2 separate regions of the Homo sapiens genome follow, and region 2 is linked to region 1. The links are chromatin loops, found by intact Hi-C in ENCODE. Cell type or tissue: dorsolateral prefrontal cortex. All regions are shown on one strand.

What was found. Hi-C counts contacts between places; a loop is a spot of excess contacts. Peaks named below come from ENCODE experiments on the same cell type or tissue, not always from the same donor. Only the 100,000 strongest peaks of a DNase experiment are listed, where the experiment ranks them.
Region 2: it touches region 1 in a loop (3-fold over the local background); 94 of 110 quality-filtered maps call a loop at or near these places.

The regions. Positions count from the first base shown.
Region 1 is chr2:72,989,696-72,997,695 of GRCh38, forward strand. All of the region lies in intron 9 of SFXN5 (sideroflexin 5), which reads right to left. Among named protein-coding and RNA genes, the nearest start is that of EMX1, 76 kb to the left of the region's middle. In dorsolateral prefrontal cortex, CTCF peaks have their summits at 3,565 (motif pointing right) and 3,769; DNase peaks (open chromatin) are centred at 326, 646 and 3,616; H3K27ac peaks cover 5,450 bases.
Region 2 is chr2:73,153,643-73,161,642 of GRCh38, forward strand. No RefSeq gene overlaps it. Among named protein-coding and RNA genes, the nearest start is that of RAB11FIP5, 45 kb to the left of the region's middle. In dorsolateral prefrontal cortex, CTCF peaks have their summits at 3,148 (motif pointing left) and 3,347; a DNase peak (open chromatin) is centred at 3,169; H3K4me3 peaks cover 624 bases; H3K27me3 peaks cover 1,189 bases.

The DNA.
Region 1 (8,000 bases):
GGTTGGGCTAGGCAGAGGAAAAGGACTTTCTGGTGGAGAAATGCATACAAGTGCAGGCCTGGAGAGAGAAAAGACAAGATGCATGAAACCAGAAAAGGAGTTGGGTTGCAGAGGCCTCTGCTTCCCCAGACAGAGGCCAAAGCCAGCCCCTGTGCTGTCTTTTCTGGGAAGCGTGGGAGGAGCCGTGGCAGGACTCCTGGCCTGACGGGCCGGGGCAGCCTGCTCTGAGGTCTGGCACGCCTGGCGGCTCAGCAGCCCACCCTGTGCCCTCAGGCCTGGCTCTGGCCTTAATGTTGTGGGTGGTTGGGGAGGACGCAGAGCCTTGGGAAGGCCTCCAGGGCTGCCAGGCGCCTGCCGCTGTTGGGGCAGGGTGCAGCAAGGCAGAAACAGCCCAGCCCAGGCTGCGACTGTGAGACCCAGGAAGACAAGGAAGTGCTGGTCCGCCAGCCCCGGGGCAGCGCAGCATTCCGTGGAGCCAGAGTACTTCCTGGCATGCCCACCCTGGGCTCTCGGGAACACAGCCTCCATCTTAAGTCTCAGGCTGATCCTCAGAGTCCAATCCTTGTCCTCCCAGCTCGCTCGAGGGAAGGCTGGGAGGCAGCCAGGGGCATCACGGCGTGGACACACTTCAGTGGTACAGTGGGCAGGGCTGGGGAGCTGCCGGCTCATACTGGGCCCTGCTGCCCCCGCCACATGAATAGAATTCATCAAGTCCAGGAGCGAGTGACTCAGAAATGGCCTCCCTCACCCCCAAAAAAGTGCATTGAGAGAAAGTGTGGGAGGAAGCTGGAGGACACGCAGACGGGCAGTAGCAATGAAGAGGAGGGGGGCTCGGGAGAACTCAGTGAGCACTTCCTACGTGAGGCCACTCAGCACATATTCACATGAAATATCTTAATGAGATCCCCACAACAAGGCTTTTAGATAGACCATGTTGGCCCTTTTCACAGATAGAGACAGGTCCAGAGAGGTTAAACAACTTTGCTCAAGGATAGACATCTATTATGAGGCAAGTAAAGCTAGCATTTGAACGCAGGGCCTGCTAATTCCAAAGCCTTGCTCCTAACCAGGGTGCTATGACTTTCCCATTGTCTTCCACCTGAGGGAGGGATGCTTTAATATCTCCAGGCGTTTGAACGGCACATCTGCATAGCAAGCACCTCCCTGACAATGGCCACCTTGGGGCTGGGGTCCTAACGAGTGGAAAACAGAAGGCAGCTCCTGCAGGGAAGATAGGGCCCTTGAACCATCCCTGCCCCCAGCAGCCAGAAGTCAGAAGATCTGGGTTCAAAATCCTGCTTGACAATTTAAGAAGATATAGGAAGTGCTGGAAGAGGCGGGGAACAGGAGCCATTCACGGAAGTGAGCAGAGAGGCTGGGACCCTTCCCCATGACAGCCTCTTGGGGGTAGGCAGGGCTGGAGAGCAGCGGGAGGGAAAGGAGGAAAGGTGACCATCACATTTCCCTCCCCCTCTCCAAAGCCTCCCCCTCCCTGGTCGGCCATTCTTCCCACTGGCTAGGCCTGGCACAGCCCAGAGTGTAGGGAGGAAGAACGAAGAGAGAAAACAGTGTCCTCGTCCCAGGTTTCTTCTGGCCTCTCCTTCCCTGAAAGTCACCAGGGTCTCCCAGCATGGATGGGGTGACATATAGTGCGGCACACATATGTTTCTGAGAGCATGGCCAACGTGCCTGCGCCCAAGAAAGGGGCTGGGGACCAGCAAAGTAGGGAGGAGACCTGGGCATGTGTGTAGCTGTGAGCTCATGAGGAGTCAGTGAGGTCACAGTGCCCACTTGCCAGTGATGGGCCCAGTGGCAGGGAGGGCGTGGACACGGAAAAGGCAAATGGCCACTTACCCTCACCCCTTCCCAGGCCCCAGCCCAGGTCTTACCGCCCCAGCACCTAGGACAGCCACGGCCTGAGAAGGAACCCAAGATGGCTGCAGACCAGGGGTTAGGAGCCCGTCTGTTCTGGTTCCTCAGGGCCCTTTGGCCTTGAACATTTGGTAGAGCCCGTTAAAATTAAAAAGCCAAGAGGCTGGTGGCTCTGAATGCCAGCTCGTTTTTCCCTGGCACGGCGGGTCCTGTTTAAGGGAACCAGCTGGTATTAATGGCACACAGCTCATCACAAACAGCAGCTAGCGATCAGAAAAATCAGAGCTAATAATCGGGTTCAGGAAAGATAATGAGATGTGGAACAATTACTGCTGAGGGTCCCCCAGGATCTGTTTTAACAGCATCCAAATAAGCCACAAAATAGAAATTAACCAAACAGGAGCTCCATTTTGGTAGATGGGGAAAACAAACAGGGTGTGGATTTTGCACAAGAATTTCTTATATGGCCAGCAGACAGGGCTTCTTGGAAAACCAGGGCTCAGGCCCCACAGGACATCAGCAACATCCTGAAGGAGGGAATAGGCCTTCTTGACCACCTATCTCCAAGGTCTGGCTACTGGGCCAGTGAATTTGCCATGAGCAGCTGACAGGAGACCAGGGGAAAAGGAGGGAAGGCCGGCTTCCTGATAGTCCCCACGGAGATGGGAACAGGGCTGACCAGCACCAGGAGCTATGGGTGGGGTGGGAGCTTCATGACACCAAATCTTTAGTGTCATGAGCTACACAGCTGGTGGCTGTAGCCTTAAGTACCAAGGGCTTTCCGGGCCAACAACAGGCCAGCAAGGAGACACTGGATGAGGCTGGAAGAATGCCTGCATCCCTCTCCCCGCATCTGTGCCCCCACTGCAGCCTGAATATCCATTGCCTGGAGGATGCCTCTGTGTCCAAGGGCTCTAGGCACTCCAGCTTCTCGCACCCCAAATGAAGGTTGTCTCGTTCTTCCTCACCCACACCCCAGCCTCCTCGCCCATTTCCAGCTCTGCTTCTCATGCCAGAGACCTCACAGCGTTCTGGGCAGGAGCCTCCTGGGGCCCACGTGTAACCATGGCTCCCTGGTGCATCTCCCGGATGTCATGAATGCAGCTGTTTGCTCTCCCTGCTCCCAACACTCAGCACGCAGCCTCTGTCCCTGGATGACAGTGCACCTCCTAACCAGGCCCCCTGTTTCCACTCTTGCCCCCATCCATCTGCTCTCTACAGCAGTCGGAGTGAAGTCTGAAAACATGGCGACTTGCTTAAAGCCTTCGGTGACACTGGAGGAGCCACACGGCCCTGCGGGACTGCCTGGCTTGCTTGCAAGGCTCTGGCTACCTGTATGAGGAGGTGCCGTGAGGGAGTGGGCCCAAGGGTCATGAAGGCTCCTGAGGAAGGGGATGCCTGCCTGAGCCCTGAATAGGAGGCTAGGAAGGGAGCAGGGCTCAGCCAAGGATCAGAAGCATGAAATACCAGGTTGTCTGCGGGGTACTCAGACGACAGTCTACAGACTCTATTGCATCAGTCATTATGGGGGTCCAAATAGCCCTGAAGAACAATGGAGTAAGGGGCACGCCTAAAAGGAGGGCCCCTCTTGGGTGGTAGATAATAATGTAACCAAGGTTAGGGGTTTGTGAGGGCACCGGGGGCAAGGGTGGGGGAAGGTCAAGGAATTGCTGAAGTACCAAAAATATCCACCAGAGGGCACACTTAGTAGCACACATTGGTAGTCAAGTGGACCCAAGACCCTCCATGGAGGTCAATTGTTCCCCAACCCCAGCCAGCCTGCCGCTTGGCAATGGGGTCAGCAGCAAAGTAGCCAAGTAGCTGGGACAGAGCTCTGCACAGGCTAAAACATCAGTTGCTCCAGCTGTGACCAAGTGGCTTGTTTGCTGGCAACAGTGACCAATCCTGACCCCTGAACCATGCCCCACAAGGGCCAGGGGGCTGCTGGGAAATCAATTACATCAGACCCCTTCTACATGGGAGGGGGCAACAACTTGTCCTACCTAGAAAAGACACAGAGCTGCTTTCTGTGTCTGACTCACACTGCCAGCATCACCATCTGCAGGCTTCTGAACACTGCAGATTCTCTACAGGGTCCATGAGATGGACCCTCCAAACCCAAAGCCACCCCCTGAACACAGCAAGACAATAGTCTGGTCCAGGATTCCCAGGTGCTGTCGTCCCCCTACCTCTCTCCAGCCTGGAGAAGAACAGAAGGGCCTGAGGTACACCCTCCACCACAGAGCCAGCCAGGCCCTGTCTTATAGGCGGCAGGGCATGCTCTGGGCCAGGGACAAATATATGCCGCTGACTTGACTATAGCCAGAAAACACAGGCCCAGGAACTAAGTATGAAGGTGAGCAGAGGGTTGAACTCTGTTATACCTAAAGAACCTCTCAAAAAATGTCTCCCAGTCCCCACTGCTCTCAGGGTACCTGGGGAAGGACTTGTCTGCCAGGAGGCGGCACGGTAATAGCTCCTCCAACCTAGAAGCTGAGAACACCACTCGGCTTCTCCCACCTCCTTATGCCACAGGGGGTGCAGCAGGAAAAAGGAAAAAGGGGTCTCTGTGTGTGATTAAGCCTGGGTAGGCCCTGTCACTTACTTCACCTCCATGCCTCAGTATCCTCGTCTGTAAAATGAGGATGAACACCTAAACAATGCCTGGCGTGCTGTAGGCACTCCAGAAGTGCTAGCCATTATTACTAATCTCATGACTACTTTCCAGTCTGACTATCCAGGGACACAGAGTTGTCAGTAAGCAATGGGAACTGGAAGGTGTATGGGTTCAGCACAGGGATCCCCTGGAACCCCTTCTTCTATGCCAGTGTCTGGTAGTGAAGGTTAACAGCCACTGCATCCTACACAGAAGGGACCCCCCAGGGCCCAGAACCTTTGAGAATGGAGCTCAGCATTGCCCCAACAGGGAAAGACCTCAGCCAGCTAAGAGGTCTGGGGACAGCTAAGGGTGTGAGGAATGGGCGTGAAGTGCCTCTCATCATGTGGCTCCCCCAGGCAGCTCCTGACTGGTCCCACAGCACTTCATCCCTGAGTCTTCCTCTCCAGCCCCACGTCCACCCTCATTCAGGCCCCTTGTCCATGAGGGTGGCCCCACCCCTTCTCCTCCAGCCCACTTCCACCTGCACCATCTGCGACACCCAGGTTCCCGAGCCCAGGCAGGGCTCCAGGCATGGCCTCCTTCCACCTGAGCAAGGCACTCATGGCACCTCTTGACTGGCCCTGATCCTCCTCCACTCACGATCACCATCACTCCCTACCCGGTGGCCGCCCTCCTGTTCTGAGCCCGGAGTTGGTCATGCTCTCCTGTGCACCTCTGCTTGTACGGTGCCCTCTCTCTGGAACACCCACCCTGCCTGCCCCTGGCTCTCTCCATTCTGTCCTACGAGTCAGCCCTGTGTGAAGTAGGGGCCCCTCCCTGCTCCCACCACACCCTGGGGTCACCTTCATCATAATTCTGATTATACCACAGAGCCTTCTAGCTTCCCCTCTCAGTGCCTTGAAAGATATACCAGTCCCTGAAGCCCCCAGCACCTGCAAAGTACCCGCACATCACAGTCCCCCGATGGGAGTCAATGTCTCTTACTTCCTCTCACCCTCGTGTAGCCGGGGCCCAGGGAGGGCCGCCCACAGAAGTGCTTAATGCAAACTCTTGAACTAAAAAACAGTGAGGATTGAGAGAGGCTTCCTTTGTTAAAAGACAGCAAACTGTTAGATTTCAAAAATAACTTAAGACGGGATTTCTTTTTTATTCTCAAGCAAGCAGCCAGACATTGCCAAATCTATTTAGAAGGTTCACCAAGAGGCTGCTAATCCCACCCTGGTGGTCCTGCAACCAGCAGGAGTCTTCACTTGGGGGCATGCAAACTGGGGATCCCTGACTCCAGGGTTGCTGGCCAAGGTCAGGGCTCCTCTGAGTGGGGCAGGGAGCTCTTCAGGGCCCCCAGAGGAGGCTGGCCTCCACTCCAGTTTGCCCTCTGTCCCAAGGACCTGCTTGCAGCCTGTCGGCCCCCATCCATGCCGCCTGCTTGTAGGGACTCGTTTTAATTAATGCCAGAGCTGGGCCAACCACTGGGGCCGTGACACTTGTTTGCAGGTCATCTCCTCCTAACAGGCTTGCCCTGGGAGGGGATTTGTCACTAATTGAAACAGAGATCAGTTAATGAGGCTGTAGGACCTGGGGTTCCAGAGAACAAGGGAAAGGAAAATAAAATAAAGCCTCTTTCTTCAGAGGTTTTGTGACTTACACACACAAAAGAAAAGCAAGCAAGCTGCCGATTTTCCAAGTCAGAAACTCCACTCCATCTGCCGGAGTTAGACGCTCACTGTGTGAAGACGTCAGGCGGAGGGACGCCGCCACCACTAGGACTCGCAGATCGGAGGGGCCTCAAGGCCAGCGATCAATCAGTGGCCTAATTAATAAGTATTTATGGGGCAGTGCCCTGTGCTCCTCTCCATGGGGGAGAAGCCATGGTGCCCGTCCCTGGTTAACTTGTAATCCAGTGGGGATGAGGCTCAGACTGCAGAACACTAAGGGGACAGGGACACAGTGCGACTGAGTGTGAGTGGGGAGGACAGGAGTTTCCAGGACTTGTGAGGAGGGAGAGTGCTATGGGCTGGAATGGTTGGGGAAAGCCTTTCGAGGGGTGCTGGAGCTCACAGGGAGGAGAAAGGAGGGAGTCCCCAGCACAGGCACAGCCCCGCGTGAGGCCCCAGCCCCTGCCCAGCAAGAGCTCAGCTCTGGGAACCCCAGAGGGCTCCAAGTCCCCCAGTAACTCTGTCTTCAGAACCCATACCCCACAAATCTGTGCTAGGTTTGCCCTGGCAAGTGGTTGGGACGGAGCGGCTGATGGTCCCTCAGGTGGGGCAGTGAGGACTGGACACACAGAGGGCTCGGAGCTCTCAGAAAAAGCTGAGTTTTGTTTTTTTTTTTTTTTTTTTGAGACAGGGTTTTGCTCTGTCGCCCAGTCTGGAGTGCAGGGGCACAATCGTGGCTCACTGCAGCCTCGACCTTCCAGGCTCAAATGATTCTCCCACCTCAGCCTCCCAGGTAGCTGGGACTACAGGTGTGCACCACCACACCTAATTTTTTTTGTATTTTTTGTAGAGATGGGGTTTTGCTATGTTACTCAGGCTGAGAAGCTGATTCTTGTTCTCTGAGCCCCAGGCCTGCAGGTGAAGGAAGTCCACCAGGACAATGATCCCCTTCACTCAGGCCTTTCCATTCAAGGCCACTCAGCATCCTTCCCTATGTAGCCTCCTCCTCTCACCTTGCCCCTGAGTCTCAAAAAAAGGAAGGGGATTTTTGAGCTGCTAAGCTAAGCAGACCATCAGCTCCTCTCATCACAAGGAACAAGGAGGAGGTGACAAGAGTTCTTTCTCCCACTCAGGGGAGCCTTTGGCCTTCACCCACCAAGTCCCCAGTATCAGGGACCCCCAATTTGTCTGACTCCCAAATGAAGTCTCCTGCTGGGCTGCAGGACAAGCTGGGTGGCAGGTCAGCAGTCTCTTGGTGAGCCACCTGAATGTCTCACTTCTTGCTTTTGTGAAGACATAAGGATTTGGGAAAGAGATCTTGGGCATGAAATGGGACATCCCACTTCACAGCTATTTGGAGATGACTTGGTCTATGTGGGAGTGAAATAAATGAGGCCATTTCAGGACAACCCCAAGTCCCTCCTTTAGAAGAATGGTGAATTAAATTGTGGCGTATGGTACAATGGGTAATTATACAGCCGTGAACAGTTATTATACAGTATTTACTTAATGGCACTGGAAAGATGAGCAAAGGGGGTTTTACCAAAAGGTTATTGTATGTGAATTCTTCATTATATGTGAATGTTTTCTTTTTCATTAGAGATAAGATCTTGCTATGCTGCCCAACATGGCCATAAGCAATCCTCCCAACTCAGCCTCCTGAGTAGCTGGGATTACAGGGGCACACCAGCTTGCCCAGCTGAATGGTTTTGGGGTTTTTTAATTTCTTAAATTTTTTATTATTTATTTATTTTTTTTTTTTCTGGAGATGGAGTCTCACTCTGTCGCCCAGGCTGGAGTGCAGTGGCGTGATCTCGGCTCACTGCAACTTCTGCCTCCCAGGTTCAAGCGAT
Region 2 (8,000 bases), 160 kb after region 1:
CTCACTCCTGCAATCCCAGCACTTTGGGAGGCTGAGGTGGGTGGATCATGAGGTCAGGAGATAAGACCATCCCGGCTAACATGGTGAAACCCCGTCTCTACTAAAAATACAAAAAATTAGCCAGGCGTGGTGGCAGGCGCCTGTAGTCACAGCTACTTGGGAGGTTGAGGCAGGAGAATGGCATGAACCCGGGAGGTGGAGCTTGCAGTGAGCTGAGATCGCGCCACTGCACTCCAGCCTGGGCGATAGAGCAAGACTCCATCTCAAAAAAAAAAAAAAAAAAAGAAAAGTTGTATCGTCTATAAAGATACAACTATTGAACTGACTTTCTCAACAGCAAGCGCAGAAAACAGAAGATAATAGAATAGGCCAGGCATGGTGGCTCACGTCTGTAATCCCAGAACTTTGGGAGGCTGAGGCAGGCAAATCACCTGAGGTTGGGAGCTTGAGACTAACCTGGCCAACATGGTGAAACACTGTCTCTACTAAAAATACAAAAATTAACCCAGTGTGGTGGTGCATACCTGTAATCCCAGCCAAGATCCCACCATTGTACTCCAGCCTGGGCAAGAGAGTGAGACTCTGTCTCAGGAGCAAAACAAAAACAAAACAAAAAACAAAAACAGAACACAACAGAATAATACAGGACTAAGAGAAAGGGCTAAGTCAAAGGACTAAGAGAAAATAACTGTCACACTAGAATCATATATTCAGCAAAACCAACTTTGAAGAATAAGGTGAATTAAGGACATATCCAGATAAACAGAAACTGATTTAGCACCAATAAACCTGTCCTAAAGAACTGCCAAGGAATATTCTTCAGGAAGAAGGAAAATGATCTTCCTTCAGGAAGAAGGAAAATGAAGGAATGTCAGAGATTCAAGAAGGAATGGTGAGCAAATCAACTGGTAACATGTAGGTAAACAAATGTTGCCTGTATTGAGTAATTATGGTATTTTTGATCTTTTGAACTTTTGATGTTTTTTAATCACTTGTTACTGGTAAGTAGGAGAACTGTTGATTTTTATATGTTAATCTTGTATGTGGTCACTTAATTATCTTGTTAGTTATAATAGTTTTTCTGTTAACTCTCTTTTCTAGGTACATAGTACAGTAACAGCATCTGCAAATAATGATATTTTTAGTTGTGTTTTGGTCAAGTAGTTAATAAAGGAAAGTTTCCAGTGGGTGAATTCCAGTTAATAATTCCAAATGTATACTTTTTTTTTTTTTTTTTTTGAGATGGAGTCTCGCTCTGTCATCCAGACTGGAGTGCAGTGGTGCGATCTCGGCTCACTGCAACCTCTGCCTCCTGGGTTCAAGCAATTCTCCTGACTCAGCCTCCCAAGTAGCTGGGATTACAGGTGCCCACCACCATGCCCAGCTATTTTTTGTATTTTTAGTAGAGATGGGTTTTCGCCATGTTACCCAGGCTGGTTTTGAACTCCTGACCTCAGGTGATCCCCTGCTTTGGCCTCCCAAAGTGCTGGGGGATTACAGGCATGAGCCACCGCGCCTGGCCCAGAAGGTATACTTTCTTTTGTCTTGTTGTCTTAGTAGACCCTTCAGTATAATGTTGAATAATAGCAATGACAGTGGACATTTATGTGTCGGTCTTAGATTTTGTGAGAATGCTTTCACTATTTCACCATTAAGTATGCAATTGATTTCTGATTGTTTCCCTTTGTCATGTTAAGGTTTTTTTCTAATCCTAGCTTGCTAAAGTTTAATGAATTCTACTGAAAGCTGAGGTCCTATGTGGTTCAACATAGATACAGAGTCCTATTCAAATATGTGTTATTTGGCTTCCAAACAGAAATCAAAAAGAAATTCAACTTATACTCCACTAGAACACACTTTTCAAGACCCATTTGATTTCCCTCTCCCAGTTCTCTTTTACCCTAGAGCTCTTCTGGAAACCCTCATACTTAAGCCCCAATGCAGGGACCCCGCCCCACCCCACATGGACTTCCTTTCTCTAACTACCCCGTCAACACACCTGTTTATATTGTATAGATAAACTTCGTTTTTCTGGCTGAAGGCCCCACCTTCCCTCCAGCCTCTTAATTTTGTCTGTTTTCCCACTCTGGACCATACATGATAAAAGATCCTGGGACCAGATTGGCAAAGTTTCTTTAGAGGGCGGGCAAGTGGACACATTTTTTTTTTTTTTTTTTTTTTTAAGACGGTGTCTTGCTATGTCACCCAGGCTGGAGTGCAGTGGTGCCATCTCGGCTCACTGCAACCTCTGCCTCCCAGGTTCAAGTGATACTCCTGCCTCAGCCTCCTGAGTAGCTGGGACTACAGGTGTCCGCCACCACACCCAGCTAATTTTTGTATTTTTAGTAGATACGGGGTTTTGCCATGTTTGCCAGGCTGGTCTCTAATTCCTGACCTCAAGTGATCCACCCACCTTGGCCTCCCAAAGTGCTGGGATTACAGGCGTGAGCCATCACGCCCGGCTTCATCCACTTTTAGACTCTCCTGCCCCTTGCATTCACCACACGCTCCCTTGGGTTCTCTCCCACCTCTCTGGTATATACACCCCCAGTCCCTCCCATGCTGATGCTCCCCAGTGCTTCTGCCTTGGACCTGCCTTTATCCCGAAACCTGGGAACTCTCAGCCACTTCATAGCTTGCATGGTTGCACACAAAATGATTATCCCAAATCTGCATATTTAACCCCAACCTTTCCCCAGAGCTCCAGAATTATTTATCAATTGCCAGTACACATCTCCTACAGGATGTCCTCAGGACCTCACGTTCCACAAAACCCTACTCACTTTCCCTGACCGCCACCACACGGCCCCTCTTCTGTATTCCTATCCGAGTTCTGGATGTCATCCAGGAGACAAAGGTGGAAGTCAGCTCCCCAGGCCCTCACAGTTGCTCCCCACATGCAATGGCTTATCAGAACTTTCCCATCACATCCAAACTCCTATCCCGGCTCCATCCCCGCTGTCACGGTCTTTGTACAACACTGATTGCCTCCTACCAGGTCTCATGCTCCAGCCTCCTGCCTGGTCTCCTGACTGGGGCTTGCAGTCTTCTGGCGCTACCCCTCTGTTCCGCTGCCACTGGAACGTGCGCCCCCAAGTCCCCACCAGGCAACTTCCGCAGGGCGCAGTGATGAACCGAGGGCGCCCTCTGCTGCTGTCCCAGAACTCCCACTCCAGTGAGCAGCTCGGCTCCCGGAGGCGCTGCCAGATCAGGGTTCTGACTTCCTTCTCTCCAAGAAATCAGGTCGCTTGGCTCCAGCCAGGAAGGCCGCCCCCATTGCGGGCTGCGAGCAGTGAGAAAGTCGGTCATCATTCCTTTCCCAGACCCAGGTCAACCTCACTGCCCCCACTGATCCACAAGACGCACGGCCCTCCCTCCCCTAGCTCACAGCCTGAGGGGTACCTCCCGAAAGCAGAAGACCCCCACGCCCCTGGGCTCAGTCAGACTGAGCCAGTGTGAGGGGGGTGCAGCCTGCCGGACCTGGACTCTGGGAGTGGACAGCTGTCACCTGTCCTTCGGGTGCTTAGAAAGAGTTGCTCCTTCGGATGCAGCCCTGAGGACGTGCAACTCAAAAGGCGCTCTTCCTCCTGGATGGAAGGGGGAACGCCTGGGGGACAGCGTGAAGTCCCGCAGCGCGACGCCCTGAAAGCAGCCTGGATTTCATTCTCCCGTAGCATCTTATTTTATTTTATTTTATTTTTTGACGGAGTCTTGCTCTATCGCCCAGGCTGGAGTGCAGTTGCGCAATCTGGGCTCACTGCAACCTCCACCTCCCGGGTTCACACCATTCTCCTGCCTCAGCCTCCCGAGTAGCTGGGACTACAGGCGCCGGCCACCGCGCCCGGCTAATTTTTTTGTAGCTTTAGTAGAGACGGGGTTTCACCGTGTTAGCCAGGATGGTCTCGATCTCCTGACCTCGGGATCCACCTACCTCGGCCTCCCAAAGTGCTGGGATTACAGGCGAGAGCCACCGCGCCCGGCCTCCCGTAGCATCTCATTAAGGTGTCCTGGGTTCACACCTCTGCCGCTTCTAAAATGGATCCCATAGCCTCATGGAGAGATAAACAAGTAACAAACGCGAAGATGGTGGAAGGAGGCCAACAGACTCCTTTTAGAAGATAAAGTCATCTGGATGTGGTGGTTGATTAAAGTCACTAAATAAATGTTAATATTTATTGACTGCTCCTGAGTGCCAGGCTCTGTGTGGAGTCTGAGGAAGAGGGGGGAGTCTCCCCCAAGCTTCTAGCCTGAGAAACTGATGGGAACAGGGAAGAACAGATTGAGTGAGGCTAGGGGTGTGCGATGATGGGTCCTGCGTGGGACAAGCTGAGTGTGTGGGGTGTTTCCCAGCGAGGGGCTCATTAGGTGGCTGCTATTCAGGTTAGCACTAGGGGGGACAGCAGGGAGCTGATGGGATCTGTTGGGAGCCCTCGACAGACAGAGGTCACTGAAGCCATGGGGGTGAGCCAGCCCCCAGAGAGGGAGTGTAGAGTGAGGAGAGGACAACAGAGCCAAACCTGAAGGTCACTGGCTCTGAAGCACAGGAGCCCACAGAGGAGCAGTTAGACAGGTAGGGAGAGAGTGTGTGACCTGGAAACCCAGAGACAGTGCTTCAGGAAGGAGCAATGGCATGGCGTCCTTGAGTAATAAGGGACCTGAGAAGTGTCTGTTACCTTAGCCACAAGGAGATCAGGAGAACACTTCTGCTCAATGGAGGAAGGCAAAAGGTTGACCAGTGTTCAAGAAAGGTGGAACCAGAGTTTAGGAGTGAGAAAGGGGCAAAGAGGGGTGTGGTTTGTTTTAATGGGAGAGACCCGAGGGGGTTTAATTGCAGATGGGAAGGAACCAAAACCTGTGAAGGGAGGTTGCAGAAGAAGGACAAAAGAAGGGTGATTGAATAGCTAGTCTAACATGTGGGCAAAAGTCATGTGGTTTAAGATAAGATGGAATTACTTACATGTCCAATAAGGGATTGGTTAGGCTAAATAAATGCCTAACAAGATGAGATTTATTACAAAATGATGTTCTAACAGTAAGTAACTAACTGGAACAAACATATCTAATGATATAATCTTAAATATTTTCTTTTTTATGTTTTATCATTTTTTTCTATCACGAAGTAATACATACTCATTTCAGCAAAAGTCAGAAAATACCTTACATAAAGAACAACCAGAATTCCAGGCCGGAGGCAGTGGCTCACGCCTGTATCACCACCACATCCACTATATTCTATTTGCTAATATAGAATATTCTATTCTAGAAGATTCTAGAATAGAATGTTTATGTGTGATTATTCTATTAGCAAGTCACTAAGTCCAACCCAAACTCAAGGGGAGTGGAAGTAAGTGCCATCTCCTGAAGGGAGGAGTATCAAATAAATGTGAGATATTTAAAAACTACCACAACATGAGGCAGGAGAATTGCTTGAACCTGGGAGGCGGAGGTTGCAGTGAGCCGAGATCATGCCACTGCACTCCAGCCTGGACGACAAGAGACTCCATCTCAAAAACCAAACCAAACCAAACCAAACCAAACCAAACCAAACCAAAACAAAATAAAACTACCACAACAAAAGATCTCTGAGAAAATACATAAGATACTAATAAAATTTGGTTCCTGTGAGGAAAAGAACTGTGTGGCTGGGAGACGGGAAGAAGGGAGGATTTTACTTTGTACTCACTTTATCTTAAGGATTTCTGAGGCTGGGCAGGTGGCTCTTTTGGGAGGCTGATGCGGGCAGATAGCTTGAGCTCATAAGTTCAAGACCAGCCTGGGCAGCATGGCAAAACTCCATCTCTACAAAAAATACAGAAATTAGCCAGGCATGGTGGTGCATGCCTGAAGTCCCAGTTACTCGGGAGGCTGAGGTGGGAGGATGGCTTGAGCCTAGGAGGCAGAGGTTGCAGTGAGCTGAGATCGTGCCACTGCACTCCAGTCTGGGCAATAGAGCCAGACCTTGTCTCAAAAAAATTTTTAAAAAGTGAATTTTTAACAGTGTAAATCTATTAACTATCCAGAAATAAGTAAATAAATTTTAAATGACTGTGGAATATTTTCTTTTTAAAAAATAAAATTGGCCAGGTGCAGTGGCTCACTCATGCCTGTAATCCCAGCACTTTGGGAGGCCGAGGTGGGTGGATCATCTGAGGTCAGGAGTTTGAGACCAGCCTGGCCAACACGGTGAAACCCCATCTCTACTAAAAATACAAAAACTAGCTGGGCTTGATGGTGGGCACCTGTAACCCCAGCTACTCAGGAGGCTGAGGCAGGAGAATCGCTTGAACTCAGGAGGCGGAGTTTGCAGTGATGGAGATCGTACCACTGCACTCCAGCCTGGGACAGAATGAGACTCCGTCTCTAAATAAATAAATCAATAAAATTGTTATGCTATTCAGCTTGATTTTGGCCAAACTGGTTTCAGTCCAGCGTAGTTGCTAAAATGAGACCTCTGAGAAGGTAAGAATGGCTGGGGTGGGAGCACAGAGGATGGGATTCATGTTAAGAGAGAGGAAAGAAGTTTTGGGGTACAAATTGACAGTATTTCTTTTTTATGCCAACTATTTGTGAAGTGGAGGCTTTCTGGAGGAAGCGGCATTCATCTGAACCACAAAGCCTGGATTGGATTTGGCCTCGCCAAGATGAGGGGTGCCAAGGGGTGATGGCACTCCTCAGCATGAGCTGAGATGAAGATGCGAGAATGAGAGGGTCACACCAAGGACAGCTGGAGGGTGGGGTGCCCATGGGAGGTAGGATGGGCAGGTTGGGCCCCATGCATGGAGGGCCTTGAATGGCAAGTCTGGCATCGGGGCTTTCCTTGGAAGCAGTGAAGGCTTTTGATCAGAGTTGTGTAATTAGAGCAGTGCTCTAGTCCAGCAGTCCCCAAACTTTTGGCACCAGGGACCAGTTTCGTGGAAGACAATTTTTCCATGGATGGAAGGGTAGGGGGGATGGTTTCAGGATGATTCCAGCATGTTACATTTATTATGCATTTTATTTCTATTATTATTACATTGCAATATATAATGAAATAATTATACAACTCACCATAATGTAGAATCAGTGGGAGCCCTGAGCTTGTTTTCCTGCAACTAAAAGGTTCCATCTGGAGGTGATGGGAGACAGTGACAGATCATCATGCATTAGATTCTCATAAGGAACAAGCAACCTAGATCCCTCGCATGCACACTTCACAATAGGGCTCGCGCTCCTATGAGAATCCAAGGCCTCTTATCTGACAGGAGGCAGAGCTTAGGTGGTGATGCTCACTGGCCAACCACTCACCTCCTGCTGTGTGGCCTGGTTCCAAACAGGCCACCAGACCCATACCAGTCAGTGGCCTGGGGGTGAAGACCCCTGCTCTAGGAAGATCAATCTGTGAGCGGAGTGAAGGTTAGATTTGGTAAAGTCTAAAGGCCAGACAACCTGTTATAAGACAATCTCAATGAGTAAGAGGGTGCAAGGGCATTGCCACATACACAGGCTGTAGTCTGCTTGGGACCAAATCCTGAGTCCATCCTTAGCTGTGTTACCAAATCTTCACTATAAAGTGCTAATAGTACATTTCTTGTAAGTTTGTGTGAAATTTACAACTGGTTGGCAATTCTTAACAGTGCCTGGCACACAGTAAATGGTCAGTAAAAGTTATCCTGTATTGTTAAGAGCAGCCCAACCCTAGGGTGGTTGATTATTGGAAAAATTTTGGGAAGGAGAACTTTTGATGACAAATTAGTGGTAGAAGAGAGGGACAACAGTACATTTATGAATATGGGATGAGGGACACAAAGTCTTTCAGGTTCCTAGCAGCATGGCAGCTCCAAAAACAAAGCTGGGGCAGGCAGGTGAGGAACAGCTCTTGGGGGTAACAAGATGCTAAGTCAGCTTTGGGATGTTGGTCTCACAGCATGGGCAGGAAGTTGATCAGAGCTCCAAAAAGACGACATTCTTTCTTACTCTCTCTCACACATACACATTCAGACACATACACAGGCACACATAAA